Regions from separate parts of the Homo sapiens genome. Here region 1 is linked to region 2. Evidence: read pairs that join two places in POLR2A ChIA-PET (ENCODE). Cell type or tissue: Panc1. All regions are shown on one strand.

Region 1 (2,500 bases), 470 kb before region 2:
CTGACAATGACATCCAAAAAAGAATTCGGTGAACATTAGTATCCTGTCTGGGAGCTCCACTTTTTTACTCTAAGTCTTCCCTGTCTCTTCTTGCTTTGTCAATTTTCCCTCTTGTCCCCACCTCCGGTTCCTGGGAACCTTGTGTTTTCTGTCCTTCCTGTCAAAAGCTCAGCTTTCAGATCCTTCCTTCATCATAAAGTGTCAATACCTAGCAGGTGATTAAAGAACACTTTAACAGGTAGCGGATGTTCAGATGCCTGGAATTTTAGATATCTGCAGCTGGGTGGGGTGAGATAAGACCCAGTGAGTGGGTATTCACTTGCCTTGCTTACCTATTCATTTACCTTGCATGAGTCTACCATGATGACTGGTAATAGTGGGGTTGATATTCAGGATATTTAGCAACCAGTTCTTCCTCATCAGAATGGATGCTGACAGAAAACAAGTGATTTGGCCAGACAGTATGCACTGGCTGTGTGTTAACCTCGGTAAATCGTGTTTAACACACTCTTGTGGTCTTTACTTTGTTAACTGAGCTATTCACTTTGTGGTAGGGTCTGTGGAGCAGTAGAAATAATCTGAGATTTGGGCTTCCATTCAAACCCTGGCTCTGTAATGTCCTGCTTGTGTAATGTTGGCCACAATTTTCTTATCCCTAAAGAAGAATTATACTACCTACCTCATAGAGTTTGTTTGTTTTTGGTGAGGCTCAAAAGTAGTTTCTATAAGGGAATATTTTATAATGAGAAAAATGTGATAGAAATACTAGCTGCTATGATTCAGGAGTTCTTCTTTCTCTATATGTGACAAAGACAGCACCAATTATGCACCAAAGCTATAGATTAAAAAAGATTCCAGATTTAGTATAAATGATAGTTTATATTTTAAGGCTTAGTGAGATGGGGTAAAATGTATATTTCTGGGTACCCATAGCTCTTTCTCATCTATGAAATAAGACTGTCCTAAATCATTCTGAGCTTCCCTCTAACTCTTCAAATCAATGCTTTCAGGGCCAGGGCTTTTTATTGGGCAATTTCTTTGGGGGTTTGAGTCTTCTTTGCCAGGCTACTCGGACTCACTTTAATTGAGTGCAGCTGCGGAGAATTAGCTACCCGCCCCCCTCTCTACTTCAAGGCTAGGCTTGAACAATTCTGTTCTGAATCCATGAGTGGCCCAGAGAATGAAAGAGACAAAAGGTTTCAGGTTTCTCAATCAAAGTTTCCTGTGGTCCTACCCATACCAGCTATTGTGTGCTTTTTTCCCTGAATGACTCAACTCTGACCTGTCATGAAGTGTTTGATATTTATATTTCTGGAAATGGTTAGCCACATTACTAGGTAATAAGGTTGCAAATTCCAAGTCTCCCTTGTAGTCGAGGTCAGATGTTGTCCTGGGAGTGGGTGGGAAGGTAGAGAGGCCAAGATTGAGGCTGCTATGCTTAAGGGCAGATGATGAGATCAAGCCTGGCTGCCTGCATTATTCCCTGGTACTTATCTCTATTTTGGCAAAGGACCTCCTGAGCTCTTAGTTCAAGTTTTCTGGTCTTTTACTTAAATTTGCATGGCTCTTGGATCTTTTCAATTGTTATTATTACTCCATATTTAAATGGAATTTGCCTTAAAACATAAAATATTAGAGGCCGGGCATGGTGGCTCACGCGTGTAATCCCAGCACTTTGGGAGTCCGAGGAGGGCGGATCACCTGAGGTCAGGAGTTCTAGACCAGCCTGGCCAACGTGGCGAAACCTCGTCTCTACTAAAAATACAAAAATTAGCTGGGCGTGGTGGCAGGCTCCTGTAATCCCAGCTACTTGGAAGGCTGAGGCAGGAGAATCACTTGAACCCGGGAGGTGGAGGTTGCGGTGAGCTGAAATCGTGCCATTGCACTCCAGCCTGGGCAATGAGAGTGAAACTCTGTCTCAAAAAAAAAAAAAAAAAAAAAAAAAAAAGAATATTAGCCTGGAAAGAGAGCCACAGGATTAAACAATCCAACCTACTCCTTTGGAGTAGAGGTAATACACATGGAGAAAAGTTTCTTGACTTGCCCTGGGCTACAGAACTGCTAAGTGGAAGAGAGAGGTCTGAAGGGCCTGGTTTCCTGATTCTAAGTCTGTTGTTTTTTCAAGACGACTTTCTGTGCTAATTCCTGTTGGTGTGGTTTGCCCTTGGACACTTCTGATGCTCTCAGCTTCATCCATCTGTTTGTTCCAAATAAACACTATTATTCCCCACATACACACATCCTGGGACATTATCCACATACAGGAATCTAAAAGTGCTCAGGATGTGGCAAAACCCCAGGGAAAGAAGGAAGGGCAGGGGAATAAAAGGGATGGGAGTGAGGTTGCTGGGGGCAACTGAATTCACACTGGCACAATGACCGGTTCAGTCCTAAGTCAATCTAGTTAGGTACTTTAATATTTTAAGTCTTTCCTTGGGATGGCCCAGGGTGGTGGGCCAGCTCCCTCCTCTCTTTGCTCCTCCAATATATAGGCACCTGG
Region 2 (2,500 bases):
AAAGGCCAACTCAGTTGGTCAATTTGTACAAAATAACTTGAGCCCTGGCCAGGTGTCTATGCTGTTGAATTATTTGTCACATGGTTCCCAGGTGAGAGTACTCTGATGATTCTGTTCCAATTCATCACAATAGGGTGGAGAAGTACCACAGAGCACAAATTGTGCTGATGATGGTTGTTCAGTGCATCATCCTTCATATTTGCCAGAATTAATTCAAGCAGTCATTCAACGAACATCATTTGTACATTGAACAACATTAAGTTGGAGAGGGATTAGAAGACATGGTTTTCAGGAGAGGAAAATTACACAAATGAACATAATGGCAGAAGTCTGTGTTTTCAAAGACTTATTTTCCATTAGAGAAAACGTAGAATTTTGCTCCCTTATATATTTAGTATTTATTTTGTTTGGCTTATCACAAAAGCAATTTTTATATGGATAACACTTGACAGTTTACAAAGCACTTCCACACTCATTTATTGTTTCACTTAGTTTTCAAGATAGATCCTAATCAGCATCCTGCTGATGCTGAAAACCAAACACACTTTGTTATTTCTTGCATCCAGATTGTGGGAATTAGAGGCAACCACTGAATGGCCATGCTAAATTAAGGTCATGCTGATGACATAGAGAAAATGCTATTCTTTGGTTATAGATATTAAAAGATGCATTTCCTAGGCTAGACTTCTATATCTTTATAAATCAGCCCCCAGTTCCATTTTTAGCTCATAGCCTAAGGAAAACAATAAACTATCTCCTGCCTTAAAAAACAGCCACTTGAAATCACAACAATTATTTCATGCTAGGTCACAACTTTAATTTTTAATTTTTATTTTATGTTATTTTTTATTATTTTACTTTAAGTCCTGGGATACATGTGCAGAACATGCAGGTTTGTTACATAGGTATATGTGTGTCATACCGGTTTGCTGCTCCTCTCTACCCATCATCTAGGTTTTAAGCCCCGCATGCATTAGTTGTTTGTCCTGATGCTCTACTCCCCTCGTACCCCCACCCCCTGACAGGCCTCCGTTTGTGTTGTTCCCCTCCCTGTGTCCATGTATTCTCAATGTTCAATTCCCACTTATGAGTGAGAACATAGGATGTTTGGTTTTCTGTTCCTGCATTAGTTTGCTGAGGATGATGACTTCCAATTCATGGGTTGCACAGTTCCATGGAAAAAGCACGGTTACCTAGGATGGGTAGCATGCTTGCTTAACACCTCCCTTAGCTGGGGGATGGGGGATCCCCTGCCCCTTGTGGCTCTCAGGTGGGCCGCCACACCACACTGCTCTTCCTTTCTCTTAGTGGGTCTCACCAGCTGCCTAGTCAGTCCTGATGACAGAACCTGGATACCTTAGTTGCTGGTGCAGGATTCGCAAGCTGTTTTAGTTCTTTTCAGTGGGAGCCTCTGACCACCACTGCTTCTAGTTGGCCATCTTGGCCCCGATCACAGCTTGTTATTGTGATGCTGTCTGCCCATTATGATGCTGCACCTCAGGCCATTCCTGCACTGTATTATAACCAACCATCATCAATAAATGTAAGAAAACAGGGCAGAATATTTTTTATTACGGTTGTGTTGTTTTTAAAAAAGAAAAGTAGAAGGCAAATAACAGACAAACAGAAAAAAGCTTTTGCACATAAATGGCTTGTGCTTTTTTTCCGTAATAAAAGCACCCAAATCAGTTTCCCTCTAATGGGAAAAGTTGATTGTGTTTTAGAGAATGGCACATGGCTTCAAGGATCAGTTAAGTGAATTTTATTAGGACCCAAATGGGTGATAGGAGATTAATGTTTGCCTTCTTGAGAATAGCTGTGCCAGCTTCCTCCCAAGAAGGAAGCATGATGTAACTCGTTAAATACAGACAGTCAAGATGAGCTCCTCAGCCAGCTGGCCCCTGAGTTTCACACACCCCAGGAACTGACAGTGCAACCATATCCCACTTAATAAGAATGCAGTCTTACTTTTAAGGATGGCTCTAGGCCTGGTCATTTCCCTTTTGAAATGGCAATTGACTCATAAAACCTTAGGAAAAAAAGTGTTTTGGAAGGAAATCAAAAAGTTAAGGCATATACTTGCTTAACAGTGAATGTTCTCCAAAATAAAAAATGTCCCATCAATACAATTAGTACCAAAATATTGCCCACCACCAAAGTCCTAGTAAGAATGCAGAAATATTGGCAAAGAAAAGGTGACTCAACACCTTTCATTAAAAGAGGAAAAGCTAAAAGTAGTTACCTAGGCTTTTGATTCATCTGTTTTCTTCTTCTAGGACCAAGGAAACTAAAGGCTATGAAGTGCTATCAGTTGAGCAGATGAATCAGAGATTCACCTCATAAAATATCAGTTAAAAAGTAATAATTAAGTCATTTCTGTTTTAAAACATAATTTCCTATAGGAGGAAGGATATTCTGAAGATGGTGACAATTTCTCTCTGACTGGATTCAGAAAAAATAAGCTGATAAAGCATAAGCAACTTAGATTAGAATAAGGAAG

Evidence for each region. Peaks named below come from ENCODE experiments on the same cell type or tissue, not always from the same donor. Only the 100,000 strongest peaks of a DNase experiment are listed, where the experiment ranks them.
Region 1: POLR2A ChIA-PET joins it to region 2 with 6 read pairs; 2 of 35 experiments call an interaction of 5 or more read pairs at or near these places.

The regions. Positions count from the first base shown.
Region 1 is chr3:177,588,855-177,591,354 of GRCh38, forward strand. All of the region lies in intron 2 of LINC00578 (long intergenic non-protein coding RNA 578), which reads left to right. Among named protein-coding and RNA genes, the nearest start is that of LINC00578, 150 kb to the left of the region's middle. RefSeq lists silencers at 93-293, 1,093-1,293. In Panc1, no CTCF peak of the experiment used is centred here; a DNase peak (open chromatin) is centred at 1,327; H3K27ac peaks cover 2,047 bases.
Region 2 is chr3:178,061,770-178,064,269 of GRCh38, forward strand. All of the region lies in intron 2 of LOC105374234 (a long non-coding RNA gene), which reads left to right. Among named protein-coding and RNA genes, the nearest start is that of LINC02015, 250 kb to the left of the region's middle. In Panc1, no CTCF peak of the experiment used is centred here; no DNase peak of the experiment used is centred here.